3 separate regions of the Homo sapiens genome follow, and regions 2 and 3 are each linked to region 1. A link is a loop called in an ENCODE intact Hi-C map of the cell type or tissue named here. Cell type or tissue: PC-3. All regions are shown on one strand. Links, peaks and the distances in the headings refer to the core of each region. The heading gives the core; the rest is flanking DNA.

Region 1 (5,621 bases), core at 144-5,143:
AGAGTTTTCTGAGCTGCTTTGGTAGTTCTTACATCTTTTCTGAAGCCTGAAGAAGTCAGTGAGGTTAATCTACATGCCAAATCATGAGGGCAAGGAGGCATTCCTGCCACTGTCTCTCCCAGAATATTTGAGAAACACACCTGGCTACTCAGTAGTGGGCCTGAATAACCACACACCCTTTGAGCCTGTGCCCTGTGGTTCCACCATCATTGCTTTCCAGAGAAGCAGGCCCCTATGGGCACGGCCCCCACCCAGTCACCACTGTCCAAAGCTGTGGAGCTTCTCACACACACTGAAGAACACTGCCCAAGGTGTGAGTGGATGAACATAAAATAAGTAGCTGCAAGGCTGAATGCCTGTGTGCTGAGCTCTGGAAAATGCAAACTTCACAGACCATTTCTTTCTCTGGGCTCAGCCCAGCTCCTCCCAAGCCTTGGCATTCTGCAGTCCAAGAGTAGTAATAGTAACTAATAATAGAAATCATTTCCAATAATAACACATGGACTGATCCTACTATAGAGTCACAGGGATTAAAATATTCTTTGTGTGAAAGAAACTATTTGTTCTATCATTCAACCTTTGGCAAACACAGCCACTAGATCCCCAGCAGTCTCCCTGGGCTGGCCTTTGCATACATGGGTCAGGAAATTCCAGTCCATGTACAACTTATAGGGACCCCTGCCCCTAACAAAACTTGTCATCTTCCTTTTTTCCCTCCTCCATACTGACACCATTTACATTCCAAAAACTTGCACATGAGCTTGCTTCTCCCCTTCTCAAATGTCTTAGATGGTTCCCCATGGTTTAGGTAATAGAATCACAACTCTTTTGGCATTAAATGCCCTGAACTCTACATCAGTCTCACATCCTACTGCACCCTGCACCTATTCCCCAGTCTAGAATCTCATGCTCTAGTAAAAATTAGCTATTCATTTTCCTGAACACATTTTTTGTTTAGTTTCCATTAAAGAAAACTTTACATACAGTGAAATGCATAGATTTTTTTTTTTGAGACGGAGTTTTGCTCTTGTTGCCCAGGCTGGAGTGCAATGGCACAATCTTGGCTCACCACAACCTCCGCCTCCTGAGTTCAAGCGATTCTCCTGCCTCAGCCTCCCAAGTAGCTGGGATTACAGGCATGCACCACCACATCTGGCTAATTTTGTAATTTTAGTAGAGACAGGGTTTTGCCATGCTGGTCAGGCTGGTCTCGAACTCCCGACCTCAGGTGATCCGCCCGCCTCGGCCTCCCAAAGTGCTGGGATTACTGGCGTGAGCCACTGCACCCAGCCGAAATGTACAGATCTTAAATATACAATTTGATGAGTTTTGATACATGCATATATCACCCCCTCAATATTTCCATATCTCAGAAAGCATCTTATGTCTCCCCCAAGTCGGTCTTCTCCCCTATAAGCAACCACTATCCTGGTTTCCATCACCATAGGCTGCTTTGCCTGCCTGGAACTTTATAGAAAGAAAGCAGAGCATATACTCTTTTGTGTCTGACTCCTTTCATAAAACATAATAATTTTGATATTTATATATCTTGTTACATGTAGTAATCCATTCTTTTTCATTGCTGAATAGTATTCCATGATATGAATATGGCACAATGTTTATATTCGTTCATCCATTGTAATAATTGGACTGTTTGCAAGTTTCGGCTATCATTCATAAAGTTGCAATGAACATGTCTAGCACAAATCTATCTGTGGATGTATGTTTTTCATTTTTTTAGGTAAATACCTAGGAGTGGAATTACTGGAATGTAGGATAGGCACATGTTTGACTTTGTAAGAAACTGTTAAACTGTTTTCCAAAGCGGTTGTGCCGTTTATACCCCCCACCAACAATGTAGGAGATTGAATAGACTCTGTATCTTCTTGCCTCTGAGTCTTTGTTTTCATTGTTTACTAAACCTGGAAAGCCCTATGGCTACTGCCTGGCTCTTCTCCCTTGAGTCACCTCTATTAAGCCACCTAATATCTGTAACAAATACACCCAACATGCATAATGCCTCAAACCCAATGACACACCTTCTCACTCACATGGTGTCCGAGGTAGTTCTATGTCAGCAGGATGTTTCTGGGGTAAATTTGCTCCACATGGTCATTTAGAGACTAGGGTGGCAGCTCTTCCTTCCCCAAATAAAGCTCACCAAGCAACTCGGGCATCAGCATTTAGTCATGAAAGAGGAATGAGAGGATGAAGAAGGAACACCTTTTTCTTTATGGATGGCCCAGAGGTAATCATCATCCCTTCGGCTAACATTCCACTGAGAACTCGTCTCAGGCCTTACCCAGGTGAAAGAAGGCTGTGAATTTGAGCGCCATGCTAGACAGCTGCTTACCAATGACATGTGTATACTATCGCAAAGGAAACACACATCTCTGGTGTACAGTTAGGCATCTCCAGCACACCAGCGGTTAGAGTATTAAAGTCCTTTTCAGGCTGACTGAGCCCGGTGAACCTGCCCCGTAATCTGTGCGGAATTTACTCCTCCCTCTTCCGTGCTCACTTAGTGCCTGCGGTCCTTCCTCCTGCAAGGCTTATCACAGTTATTTATGTTATGTGTTTTCTCCACTAGATGGCGCTCTCTTGGAGGGCTCTGAGCTCGGGTCAGCTGGGATCCCGGTGCTTGGCACGCGCTGGAGTCTCCGTATGTGTTTATTGAATCCACTGTGGCAGGGACATGGATCGCCCACCAACTCCTCCTCTTGAACACACTACTTGGGCACACACGTCCCAGCTCTCTGGCACCTAGGTGAGGCCATGTGACTTGTTCTTGCCAATGCAACATGAGCCATGACTTGGCTATTTCCAGACTGACATAGGAAGGAGTGGGTGAAGTGGCCTCATTTGAGTTATCCTAGGTCTCTCTTCCCTCACCTGCCAGCTGCCTGTGGGGGCTCCAGCAAAGGACCCCAGACCCGACAGGCAGGGCCTGAGCCCTGAAGACCGCATGGAGAGGAGTCCCTCCGGTGGCATTGCTTGTTAACCAGTTAGCCTACCCTGACAAACACACTCACATTGTGTGAGCCAAAGAAGCTCAATTCAGAGATGGATGACCAGTTCCCTTGTCTTTCTATTTCCTGTCACTACTTGATACAAGATGCCAACTGTACATCCACCCCATGATGCCAGTGTCTAGGCACAGTTTTCACAGTATTAAGTTTAACTGATTTTGTACCTAACCCTGCTACTGATCCCATGGAGTCTTACATGCTATGTCTTTCTTCTGCACCCCATTTGACTATCAGCTCTGAAGAAGCAGGTGCAAATTCTTCCTCTGTGCCCTAAGTCTACAGCTATTCATTTAGTAAATATTTACTGAGTGCCTACCACCTGTCATTCACTATTGCAGGAACTAGAAATAGAGCAATAACCAAACAGACTGAGTCCCTGTCCTCATGGAATTTATGCTATAGAGGGAGAGACAGATAATAAGCACATGTGACTACTGAAAAAGCAGGAACAACAAAAATTCCTGGAAAAGCCACTTCTATAGTGTGGTGTCCTTCCTTACCAGTGCCTTCTACAGAAGCATTTTCACAATGATTTGGGTAAATAATTGATTAATGTCTATTTCATCCACAGAGCTGTGAGATCCATGAGGCTGGGGCACCACTCTATCCCCAGCACTTAGCACAGCACTAGCACATAGCAAACACTCCATAAATATTGATGGAATAAAAAAAGTTATAATGATGATAATATCTGCTGTCTGCTAAGAGCCAGTTATTTTCTAGGTGCCAAAGGGTTTTGCTTGCACCATCTCATTTAATCCTTACATCATCCCTGCAAAGTAGTTATTATTATCTCTGTTTTAGCAGAAAAGGAATTGTGACTCAGAGAGGTTAAGTGATCGGCCCAGTGCCACATGGCTAGCAGTAAACGGCCAAGCTGACTTTAGAATCCACGCACTTTTCTCAGGCCTGCCCTGTGACCCACGACAAGTGCTTTTTTATGCCCCATATATTCTTTCTCAACAATGAGGAGCAACAACTACGGGCCACCGTTCCTGTGAGCTGGACCATCCATCCCTCTTTGTGATTTGCTCTGGCCAGCTTGGGCTGCCTTCCCCAGCAGATGGAAGATGTGGGCTTGTGGTAATTACAGACCGTGTTGTCCTTTTCATTTATGTCTTCACAATCCAGCTTGACATTGTGTCATAAAAGTTTATGTACTGTGTTCTCTGTGCTCCTTACTAATATTCTCTGGCATTCTCCCTAGCCGTCCGGAATCAATACCATCGCTCCTCTCTCAATAAAGAAGGGAGCTATGAACAAGGCCCAAATGTGCACAATGACTATTTGCAGCAATTAGACGTCACACTGAAAAATGGCCACGCTGAAGGAGTGTGGGCAAGATCTAAGGACCAGCACATCACTAATGTCCCTCACCAGGGACCCTGGAAATTGGACTGCTTAAAAAAATCCTCTCTCCTCTCCCCGCTTCTCTTACTCACACTCTGTCCCTTCTTTCTCACAAGAGATAAGGAGAGAGAAGAGCATTCAAATTAGGGACGGCAGCAATCGATTTTTACTTGCAGTTGGTGGATTGTAATCAATGTTAATTAACCAGATTCTTTTTCAGCAGAGGTTGGAACAGGAGAGTAACTGCACGATATTTTTGATGAAGACAACATATATTAATAGGCTTTGCTATGGTCAGAGGGCAGGAGGCAGAAGGAAGGCCAGTACTGAGAGGCCTGGTGGAAAAGAAACTGCACAGGCAGAAGAGAGTCTTGAACCATGTAAAGGCAGGCCTGTTTATGGGATCTGGTAGCTGTTTTTGGAAGCTGGAGAAGGGAGGCTCAGCTGTTTGCATATACTTGACCAAAGTACAGGTTTTCTTCCCCAGGAAAAGTGGGCTTCATCAGGGAATGTTTTCCACACTGTCAACTAGGTCAGTGGCATCCATCAGGAGGGTGACAGGTGAGTCTGGTCAAGCACCTCCCTCTAATGCCAATCATTCTAGAAAGTTGCTCATTCCTGGACATTGTGCCACAATGGGAAGAGCAAGGAATTTAGCAGTAGAAGGTTTGGGTTTGCACTGTAGGTGGTGCTATGGAATTGCAGGCGAGTTACAGAACGCCTGGGAGCCTCCATTCACTCATCTACCAGGGATGTGATTACACCAACTGACCTCATGAGAGCCGACATAAGACTCAAGTAAGATTCGATGTGGAGCTGCACTGTGCCATTCTGTGAGAATGTCAGCAGCTACCATGCTTACAGGCAGCAACGACAAAACCCCAGGGCCTCTGATGTCAACCTGCCGCATACTAGATGGCCCCTGAGGCTTCTTTCTGGTCTCTAATCATGTAGGAGGTTGTCTTGGTAGCAATCCATGCCAATTTTTATTTGAAAAGATTATCCATCTCTATGTGTAACATTGAGGAAGGGCCCCCAAAACACGCCAGTGTTATTTTTTTCAATATCCCAGAAGAAGTAAAAGAACATCAGAACAGTTGGAAACATGATAGAACTGCCAAAAATAAAACCAAAAATTCAATCTATTTTGAAACAGTGCAAGCATTACAAACTTTTGGTCAAGATAGAAAATAAGTATAGAGGAAGCCTATGGGCACCATCCCCTGGCAAGACCTACGACAG
Region 2 (5,621 bases), core at 356-5,355, 100 kb after region 1:
CCCAAATTGCCGGGATTACAGGCGTGAGCCACCGTGCCCGGCCAAGAAATTTCTTTTTTGTCTCTCTGTGCTGATGGCTTTTTGGGCTGTTCTTGGGCCATCATGGAAACCACAAAATGTAGGTCTCAGCATTCACAAATACTTGCCTTTCCAATTCACGTTCCCAAGACAACTAATGTAGTTTCTGTGTCTTTCTCACCTTGGGCCAGGAATCCATGTCCAATGCAGCCAGCTATAGGCAAAGACAAGGTCTCATAGTACTTAGGGAACTTCCTGTTGGTCTGTGGAGAAAGAACTTTTCTGGCAAGAGGGCCTAGAGGAAGGGAAGAAGTGATCATTAGAGGAAACAATTAGTATCCCTGAAACCAATAACTTTTCTTCAACACTTCTCTTGTATAAATCTATGCCATCAATGATTGTGTACCCCCAGCTGTGGGCACAAAATTATTAAAGGTAAGAGTCAGCTGTTGTAACCAGGGAAGGTGTTGATAGTGTTTCACAGGAAACATCAAGGTGAGCCTGTTTCTGCATAGCGGTAGAATTTATTTTCAACTCTGATCAAATGTGTAAGTTACTCTTCCACACAACATAGCCCAGTGACTGACATAGTGGATATTGAATAAATATTTGTTGAAACAAATATCAATCCCCTCTTCTAATCTTCAGTAAGGGGAGAATGAAACACATAGAGGCAGCAGGGAGAAAATGTTCAGAGAGCCAGAAAGCTATAAAGCCATGCTCACAGAAAGGTAAATCTTTCCTGGAGAAATAAGTAACTAGAAGCAGGCAGTAAGCAAAGAATGCTGGAGGAAAGTAATCTCTTTTAGAAATCATCATAAATGCTTGGAACTTGGAGTGGATTTTGAATTAGCATACATACCAAGATGGAGAGTGTTCTTCAGTTCATAAATAAGAGCGCTGTCACAGGTGGTGACATTCGCCACAGATCCTAGGGCAGGAAGTAATCTGTGAACTCGGGTGTTAAATTAAGAGAAAGCACACCCCACAAAAAAAGAAGACAATTCTCTTAGACATAACTGCATAAGAGATTTAGGGGGAAAGAACCAAAATTTTTTTAAAGGGATCCACTGTGTTAGTTTTTTATATCTAATAATGTCCATGTTAATTATGTATTAACATATATGTAGTTCAAATCCTCCTGTGGATTCTTTCTTAGTATGTTCTTTTTGTTTTTAAGACCGAATTTGAAGGATCTCTCCAAATGCTGTTATAAACAGATATCTGAATTAGCTGAGAGCTGCAGTCAAAACCTGGGAGCTAAGAAAACAGTTCCCTTACAAAATGCTGCTTTACCTAAGTTTTCTTTATTCTCAGTATATAATTTATTCGATTCAGCCCTACTAACGGAGACGTCAAAGGTCTTGGGGTAGCCATCTGGTTGAAAGATGGGGGCTGGCAGACTCAATTTGGAACTGTGTTTGCATATCAAGTGTACTATGTTTCTTCTCAATTGTGCATTTATTAAGTTTGGCCTGGGGATAGGGGAGGATAGACCCCACTCTCCAAGTTAACCCTTGGGCCCAGAAAATTTGAAAACCAAATGGAGGACTCCACATGTAAAAACTCTGGAGAATAAAGCCCACAGCACAAAAAACATGATTGTAGTGCCAATCTGAGATCCAGGGAAGCTTTGGTAGGTAAAGTCTCATGCTATATTAGCTTTCCAAAAAACTAAAGCCACCTGTCCCCCAGGATTGGGGCAGTGTCCATCACAGTGGTGAGAACACTGGCCCCTTGTCCATTCTGATGGACAGAACTACGACAGGAGGCTTCCTTGAGGCGTTCAAGAGAACTCAACTATGTCACACGCACTGAAACATCTAATTACAGTAATGACCTCCACACTGAACCTTGGTTGCACTCCCAACAGTGTCTCCTGCAGTTGTTCTCAGCTCAAATCAAATTACTGTGGAAAAAATGTGTGAGATCTCCCTTCCCACAATGAAGTAAAAAGGGCAGTTTACCACCCGTTGAAAATCATCTCACCAGACTACTATTATTCTAGTACAAGAATGTGCAGAATGTGTCAAATGTGTGTGTCAAATGTGTGTCAAATTAGGTGGCCTCCCTCCTGAAACCATTAAATCTTTGCATCTCTTCATAAGGAAGGCTGATAGACGCCAATGGTGGGAACTCCAACACAACTGAAGTCACGCCTCTTGCTACAAAAACCAGGAGGGCTCTGCGGCAACCCAAAGCCAGTGACTGAACCTAGCACCTGTCAGTGCACGTTGTTGCTTCCTTCCCCCAGGTAATTCTTTCGGGAAATGCTACTAGGTGGCATGTTTCCCCTCTTTCAGCATTCCTGAAAATATGTAAGATATGAGATAAGCACTTGATCTTCAAACTTATATTAAGAAGCTTAGGTGAACAAATTCTGTTGTGCACATGTGAAGCACGCAGAATTCTGGGGCAGCCTCAGGCTGGAAGACACCATTCCACTCCCCTCCTCCCTTGAGCTCCCTGTGTGGGCACCACTGACAACCAGGAGGCACACCTGCCCTTGGGGCCCTGCCACCCGATCTTAGCATAGGATGTTGGGAGAACCTAGACAATTTCCTGAGTCTCTCTGTCCTCGGTTTCCTCTTTCTCAGGAAGACTATGGGAGGTTAATACAGTAACACAGCATCCCCAACCTTTTCGGCACCAGGGACTGGTTTTGTGTAAGACAGTTTTTCCACAGACAGGGGGTGGGGGGTAGGGGGATGGTTTCGGGATGGTTCAAGCGCATTAGATTTATTGTGCTAGGTTTTCTATTATTGTTACATTGTAATATATAATGAAATAATTATACAACTCACCATAATGTAGAATCAGTGGGAGCCCTGAGCTTGTTTTCCTGCAACTAGGCCGTCCCATCTGGGGGTGATGGGAGACAGAGACAGATCATCAAGCATTAGATTCTCGCAAGGAACGCAACCCAGATCCCACGCATGCGCGGTTTACAACAGGGCTTGCGCTCCTATGAGAATCTAATGCCGCTGCTGTTCTGATAGGAGGTGGAGCTCGGGCCGTAATGTGAGCGATGGAGAGTGGCTGTAAGTACAGATGAAGCGTCCATCACTCTCCTGCCACTCACCTCCTGTTGTGCAGCCCATTTCCTAACGGGCCACGGACTGGTACCAGTTTATGGCCCAGGGGTTGGGGACCCCTATAATAACGCATACAAAGCAGCAATATCAGACACGTACTAGAGCCTTCCCTTGCTTCCATGACTCTGTGGTATTGAGATGATGCCTGCTTGTGGTTTTATCCTAGCCCTGTACAGTGGACACTGGTGTTTCTGTTTGTCCAGCTCCAGTTCCCTCAGTCCTCTTCCAGGAACCTCTCCTCCCTGGCTCATGGTTTGGGTGCCCTCCTCTGGCCAGCAGGTGAGAATGTGACCCACGCTAAACCAGCTGGAATTGCCCTCCTAAGAATGTGGATCTTGGGGAGGAGCTTACTAAGACAGAAGGCTTTTAGAGCTCATTAAACCTGGAATCCAGGCCCTGGAGAGCCTGTGCATTTGTCCCTGTTTTGCCAAATCCCTACAGCTGCCTTGATTCTCACCCCTTCCTCAGGTTCTAGGAGCTAATCCTTATCCTTACAAGAAGTTCCCTGTTGGCCAGGCATGGTGGCTTATGCCTGAAATCCCAGCATTTTGGGAGGCCTAGGTGGGAGGATCACTCGAGCCCAGGAGTTTGAGGCTGCTATGAGCTATGATCGTGCCACTGTACTCCAGCCTGGGCAATAGAGCAAGACCCTGTCTCTAAAAAACAAAGTTCTCTGCTCCTTGGAGCCAACCTGGATATCTGTGCTTTGCAATGTGTCTCGGTCCCCACTTCGCTGTACAGATGAGAAAACATTCCCAGGTCAGGGAAACTAATGTGGAAGTAGGAGAGAAGCCAGATCCCAGACTGGCCACCTATGCCCTCTGCTGCCCTCTCTGAACTCTCTTCTTGGCGTCTCGTGCATGGCCAGTGACCCTTCTCCTCCCTGCCAGTCCTCCACATTGCTCTCTTATGTTCCACATCATCCAAGCTTGCAAACCATCGTCTATTTCAACTCTTGTCTTTTTTTCCCCTCAGGTGTCAGGTTATTTTCATAAATCTTCATTTTAAAATAAACCTTGGTGTCTCATTCACCACAACATTTCTAAAATGCATTCCTCTGCCAGCATGCTCATTCCAGAGCAGGGCCCTTCCCGCTTGAATGTTGGCAGCATCCTACCCACTTGGCTTCCTCTCCTGCCACCTTCCTCCCTCACAGAAAGCAAATGAGGTTTGGACTTGGGTGGGTTGAAAGCCCATCCATGCATGTCATGCATAACATTCCCTTCCTCGGCACGGATGCATTCCTAGACAAAAAGGCCTTTGAACATGTTTCTCTCAGGGCCCGTTTGGCACCATTTTGTGAGTTGAGCAGCACTGGCCGTGCTCCCCTGCTGAAGAGCAAGCAGTGGGAACTGAGGAAGGGCAAGCTCAGTCTCTGCCCTGCTCTGGGGGCTGCCTGTACAGCTGGATCCTGGGGGCTGCCACATCCCACAGAGCCCTGGGGTGGAGGGCATGCTCACAGACCATGGTGTCCAGTAGCTACCCCATCTCAACATGTTCCCCCTAGTTGAGCCTCATCAAAAATGGCCCTGTTTGGCAGCCAGGGAATCCTATCGACCCCTCAGGAAGTGGTTACATATTATGATTCAGTGTACCTCTTGCAGCTGGGAAATGCATTCTCTGGGCTGTCCTCAGGGGGCCCATAAGGAATTCACACCTGTGATTAGCTTAACTGGCCATTCGATTTCCCTAAAGCCCTATACAGATCCAATTGAGGGAGCAGCTCCCTGACCATGAACAACTTGGTTTTTTAGAGAGAAATTAGGGTGCAACAGATTCAGGTAATTTAGCATATCACAGTAAACACTGTGACTCTAGTGTGGCTAGATTATTGCCAACATCTACAGTGAAGAGTGTATCTGCTGGTTGGTATATATACAACTTACCACATGTTGTTAGATTTTTACTGAACATTCTTTCAAGTTTTTCAGGTGTGAAATATTGGATTTACTAGTCACTAAAAATTTCCTATGCTACTTAAAATGAGATTAGTAACTTACTTTTGTGTAGTACTTAGTAGCATGTTATCCCATAGAATGCCCACACATGTGGAACATGCATTGGTGTTCCAGTTGGGAGAAGCTATTTTTACAAATGCAGGCTGAAAAACCTATTTTCAAATGAATGCTCCTAAACATAAAATTCACCTTAAACCTAAGCCCCCAACCAGCATTCAAGAAAGAAGAGAAAGTGGGCAACATTCAACCACTAATTTCATGGCCATGTTGCCTAAGGTGAGGTCTCTAAGTGATTTCTTAAACTCAAACCTCTGGCCCCAGACTCGACTTGGCTCTTCTTCTTTGTCTCCAGTGTATTCTTGTGCCCCTGAACGCTGAATCACAGGCAAAGGTTTCCAGTATTTTCATTCTCTTTCTGCTTTGAAGTCCATTAATCTTCATGTTGATTTTCCCTCCACCCTCTTGAAAAAAATATCTGCGTTCCCCAGATGGAAAGCCAGGAGTTGGCACCTTGGGAAGCGATCACATGGAGTGGGAATGGTAGGAGAGG
Region 3 (5,621 bases), core at 309-5,308, 75 kb after region 1:
GGCACACCACTTCTCCGAGTTATCCCAACCTGAATTTGCAGCTCAGCTTTACCATGGACAAGTTGCTTGCTATCTCTAAGACTCAGTCTCCTTATCTGTAAAAATGGAGATGAAAAGTATGGCTTCATGGGGTTACTGTGAGAATTAAATGACCCAATGTTTATAAAGTGCTTAGCATAGTTCTTTGCACACAGTAAGTGTTCAATAAAGGCAGTTATTTTTATTAGCAGTAGTATTGTATTAGCATTAGTGTTATCATTCCTTGGCTTTCTGTGAATGCATTCTTTCCTCCAGTTAGTTATACTTTTTTCTTATTCTACAAAGAACTGGTGACAACTTGAAAAAGCAAAAACTATTAAATAGAATATATAAATAAAAAATCAGGAAGAGAGAAAATAAACATGAGGCTACAAAGTCAAAATCACAACACTATTAGAACTGAATGGGATCTAATAGATTAAGACTCAATGGAGTGTTTGTTGTAAATTTCTTAAGGTGCTGCCAACAGAATCACAGAGTGTTAGAGCTCAAGGAACCTCAAAGATGTTCTAGTTGAATCCTTGTTTACAGATGGAAAACTGAGGCAGGCAGGCAGGAAGGAATCATTTCTTGAGCACTAGCAAGCATAGTGGCTAACGTTTTCGCTTTCATCATCCCTATAGAATTCCATTTTATAGAAAGCCACTGAGGCAAAGGAAATGACCAGACTTGCCTAAAGCCACCTGGTTGGTAATGGTTGAACTGAAATTGGGACCCAGGCTCCCATCTCATAGTCCACCCCTTTCTTCTGTCTTCTTCCTGCAGAAAGATACATTTGGTGATAAGAGCGTCCCAAAGATCAAAAAGTCTTTCAAGGTCCAACAGAATTACACTCAAATGGAAAAACTGCAGGTGTGTGATGGAGGGGACTTTCCAGGGAATTTCCTAGGTCTGGCTGTGACACATGAAAGAATGACAAGCATAAGCCCAGTGGCAAGAACAACTGCTTTTGCAAAAAACACATCCTCATTTTGTGTTGGCTTTTGAAAAGAGATCTGTGTTATTAATTCATATTCATTTGTGGTCCACTCTGAAGTTCAGGTCTTTTTCTGCTGTTCTTGTAACTAGAAATGTTTTTTTCTAACTCCTACCGATAGCTTTTACTTCCTTCTTCACAAAGCCTTCTGTTGGCATGGTTAGTGGGTATGGAAATGAAGTCTCTTTTCCCTTCCTTTTCATCTGAAAGAAGCAGCACAAAGCAAGAAGGTGGTTAAAAAGCAATCAATGGGGCTGACACAGAAGGGCAAAGAACAGGCTATGTCATCCACAGAGTGAATGAACCCACCATTTACAGAGAGTTGATAGCAATGTCTCACTTATTAGGCCACCACCCCTGCTTGGCAGCAAGCGGGCTGAGGCCCAGCCTGGGGGGTCTGTTTTATGAGGATCATGTTATTGCCCTCAGAGCTGTAGTTGACCTCACACCAAATAAACACGTCAGCCAGTTCCAAAGTCACCGTTCCCAGGTGTGGTCTCGAGGCGCCACGCAAAGACCCTCACGGTCATCGCTCCGTTTTTCCTCACCTCCACTCAGAAATGGCTCTCACAGTCTCAGCATCGGTACTGACAACTCTCTCCCTATCCCTTTCCCCAAATCATTTGTCAAAACAGTCCAAGATCTCATGAACTGGACCTGAATTGCCATCTGAGTGCAGGTCCAGCCACTAGCCTTCAGAGAGAAGACCCTGCAAAGGAGAAAAACTAATACACAATTAAATACAAATTTACATACATATACATTTACATGCTACGTCTCCCTCAAAAATTAAGGAAGGGAGGTTGGGCAGTTGCTTTTTATTTGTTTTTCCAGTTTTTTATTAAAAATATGCTTTTCATTATTTGTTTTTCACACAGCAGAATTAACTGTTCCAGACTTCATCTCAGGTTAGCTTAAACACTGGCGTAGTTCTGAGCTCCATCATTCTACCACCAGTTTGGGTGAGCTTGGGTAATACTGACTCACTCACTTGCAAGTTTTTTAATAAGTCGGGTGTGTTAAAGAAAAAAAAAAGGCCAGGCGCGGTGGCTCACGCCTGTAATCCCAGCACTTTGGGAGGCCGAGGCGGGTGGATCATGAGGTCAGGCGATCGAGACCATCCTGGCTAACAAGGTGAAACCCCGTCTCTACTAAAAATACAAAAAATTAGCCGGGCGCGGTGGCGGGCGCCTGTAGTCCCAGCTACTCGGGAGGCTGAGGCAGGAGAATGGCGTGAACCTGGGAAGCGGAGCTTGCAGTGAGCCGAGATTGCGCCACTGCAGTCCGCAGTCCGGCCTGGGCGACAGAGCGAGACTCCGTCTCAAAAAAAAAAAAAAAAAAAAGAAAAAAAAAAAAAGACCTGCTATCAAAAATCAAGCAAAAAGCCCAGTGTCCCCTGGAAAGCCCCCTTGAGGTGCCGTTTGCATCACTCACAGTGTGGAAGTCCTCTCCGGACACCGGACGCATATTCTCACCCGGGGATGCCTCTAATTGGGCCGTAGTTTCTAAAGAATATTCGTGTGAATTCCAACCCCACCACTCAACTTCTGTGACCTTGGACAAGTCATGTCAATCTTAGTCCTTTAAGTGTAAAACAGAAACATTCGCACCTGCCTGATGTACCTCATGAGCAAATACAAATGTGCTTTGGAAACAATAACGTGGTAGGGAAATGGCAGCTGTTATAATTGTAATAAGATCAAAAATGACCCAAGAACATGGCTCATCAGACACTGTCTCGGGTGCTTGGTTCTGGAAGCATTTCTTTTGGAGCCAGCAGCGAGGTCACTGTGGAGACAGGAACAGACCATTTTGCTTCCATGTTTGTGGGAAAAGGCACCATCTTGGAAGGGAGGACAGGAATGCATTGTGGGAAAACCCACAGCATGCCTGTTGTTCAGAAAACACAACTGAAACCACACTAGTTAGAAAGTATTGAGTCTACAACCTGAACAAAAAGAATTCAAACACTTGAGCTTACGCTGGGATTGTTTTCCCAGGGTCAATCCTGCCTTAGAACTTTGCTGAGGAATTTACGTTTCTCATTACTTGAGGGAAATAAGAAGCTCAGTTGAGACAATTAGAATTCTATTCTGGAGGCAAAACAACAGCTCCAGTTTGGCCTGTGTTTTATTCCCACCTCTCCTTCAGGCTTTACCTGAAGTATCTCAAAGGAAACACAGCGGGGAATTGGTATCTTTGCTGGTCTATTACAAGGTCTCTTTGTGTTCTGCTTCTCCAGTTTCTGAATCGGTAACTCCTGAAATACACCTTGCAAAGTCCCTCTTTATGCAGAAGTACCACTGAAATTCATTATCTCCTCCTCTGAGAACCAGGCAAAGGAACAGGCCCCCGTGTGGAGAATCTTCATGCTCACAAACACATCTGGACGGGGAGGTGACTTGTGCACGCCGGCGAGGATACCTGCAGCATACCTGCAGCATACCTGCTGTCACTGCAGGGTAACAGGCAAGGGGGCTGAGAAATAGAGGGAGGAAAGAGGCAGGGGAGTGTTCTCACGGTGGATGATGAGAGGAGAGTGGAAGGATGTGGTCATGGGGAGAGAGGAAAGAAAGATGAATGGGGCCTGAGTCAGTCATAGGCTAAAGCAAACAGGAAGGTTTTAAAGTGAGATTTGAGGAGAGGAAGTGGTTCTGAGCAAGGGGAGGGAGAGAGTTCCAGAGATCGGTCTTGGACAAGAGCTACTCTTCATTTTTTTGGATAGTCCCCCTCATGTGAATATTTCTTGGCAGCTCTGACAGACGGGTGAACCAATTTATTATTATTATTATTATTTTTTTTTTTTCAAAAAATTCACAACTGGCTTCAACTCTCCCCTAGACCTTGAACCAAAAGGGATTGAGACTTTAGGTCTGAAAACATTCAGGAGATTCATTTGTGCTCTGCTTCATTTGCACTGCTGCCTGCTGCTCACAGCAAACACTCAGGGCCACCCAGACAAGGGCATAGAGGGAGGTGTCCCAGCCCCTGCTAACCTGCAGCCAATCTCTCTGATGCCGTGTCCACTGTGCCTGAGTGGATCCAGGAATATCATCTGGGGGGAGCTTGGCACCTTTATAAATCTCTCTAAACCTAAACTGCTGGATGTGGAATCACGGTTGCTACCTCCCGGTCTGGCAACAGGGCTTGTGTGTGGCAGAGGGAGGGAAGCGGGAGGGGGCTTTGGGGCTGGGGACCCAGTGGCAGGTCACATGAAGAGACAAGGGACAAGGGTTTTGGACTTGGCATTCCCATGGAAAGCCTAAAGGTGCAGATCCTACCAGATAAAGAGCAACCTTGAATAGACACACAGTGCCCTGCCTTCTGAGGACTGATCTTACAATAGCTCTAGAAGCCAAAAACAAAACAAAATGAAGCACTAACAAAAAAACAAAACAAAACAAACAAAAAAAACTTCCTTGAAAGAACTTAACCAAAACCAGCACATCTTAAATCTTTCCAGTTCCTGGGGGAAGTTCCCTTCCCACTACCGTTTATCAGAAACTGTTTTCTCCATATTGTAAAAGATAATAAAATCCTCTGGGCTTCAAGAACTAAGAGGCTTTGATTTTGCTTCTTGTTTCGTGACTTTGGGAACTGAACCTTCATGGTTCTTATCATTTTCATCTATAAAATGGGGTTAATAAGCTTTGCTCCCACCTCAAAAAACATTACTCACATGATATGAACTCCTTGTGTAAAGATCAAGACATATATATAAAAGGATGTCATTCATAACAGCAGAAGTTGTTACAGAACAACACCTAATAATGTCCAGGTTATTGTTTCTTCTTAAACTAAAACTGAACTCAGGCATGAAAACTCAATGCTGGATCGCTTTTTATTGTGCTAGAAAATAAGCAATTTAAATAAAAACTCCAATACTTCTGCTGTGTCTACATTCTCTATTTTGAAATCCAAACTCATTTCTACATTACAATTAAATTTTAAACATAATATACTGAGCACATTTTAAATGCTTATATTGCTTTAACAGCTTTAATGAGATATAATTCATCTTCTCTTATATTATTTTTTATACTTTAAAACTTCACTGTTAGGGCCGGCCACAGTGGCTCACACCTCTAATCCGAGCACTTTGGGAAACCAAGGCAGGCAGATCATCTGAGGCCAGGAGTTTGAGACCAGCCTGGTCAACATGGTGAATCCCTGTCTCTACTAAAAATATAAAAATTAGCCAGGTGTGGTGGTGCACCCCTGTAGTCCCAGCTACTCTGGAGGCTGAAGCAGGGGGATTGCTTGAACCTGGGAGGCGGAGGTTGCAGTGAGCCGAGATCATGCTGCTGCACTCCAGCCTGGGCCACAGAACGAGACTCCATCTCGAAAACAAAACAAAATAAAACAAAAGAACAAAAAACTTCTCTGTCAAATATAGTAGTCACTAGGCTCGTGTGGCTACTTGAATTTCAATTTAAATTAACAATTACTTAGTACAACTAAAAATCCAGTTTCTCAGTCATACTAATCACATTTCAAGTGCTCAGTAGTCATGTGTGGCTAGTGGCTATGGATTAGACAGTACAAACATAGACCAGTTCCATTGTTGTAGAAAGTTCCGTTGGGCAACACTGCTCTAAAACAATAC

Evidence for each region. Peaks named below come from ENCODE experiments on the same cell type or tissue, not always from the same donor. Only the 100,000 strongest peaks of a DNase experiment are listed, where the experiment ranks them.
Region 2: a loop joins it to region 1, with 7 times the contacts of the local background. A loop is called at or near these places in 9 of 110 quality-filtered maps.
Region 3: it touches region 1 in a loop (8-fold over the local background); 7 of 110 quality-filtered maps call a loop at or near these places.

Annotation. Positions count from the first base shown.
Region 1 is chr9:16,130,935-16,136,555 of GRCh38, reverse strand. No RefSeq gene overlaps it. Among named protein-coding and RNA genes, the nearest start is that of LINC03041, 140 kb to the left of the region's middle. In PC-3, for the core only: CTCF peaks have their summits at 2,397, 2,599 (motif pointing right) and 5,055; DNase peaks (open chromatin) are centred at 2,045, 2,505 and 5,075; H3K4me3 peaks cover 774 bases; H3K27ac peaks cover 2,269 bases.
Region 2 is chr9:16,030,785-16,036,405 of GRCh38, reverse strand. It overlaps a transcript of CCDC171 not described here. Among named protein-coding and RNA genes, the nearest start is that of LINC03041, 240 kb to the left of the region's middle. RefSeq lists a silencer at 1-151 and an enhancer at 5,131-5,621. In PC-3, for the core only: a CTCF peak has its summit at 3,397 (motif pointing left); no DNase peak of the experiment used is centred there; H3K27ac peaks cover 1,906 bases.
Region 3 is chr9:16,056,243-16,061,863 of GRCh38, reverse strand. It overlaps a transcript of CCDC171 not described here. Among named protein-coding and RNA genes, the nearest start is that of LINC03041, 220 kb to the left of the region's middle. RefSeq lists enhancers at 1,019-1,519, 489-1,688. In PC-3, for the core only: a CTCF peak has its summit at 3,365; DNase peaks (open chromatin) are centred at 3,553 and 4,673; H3K4me3 peaks cover 399 bases; H3K27ac peaks cover 4,653 bases.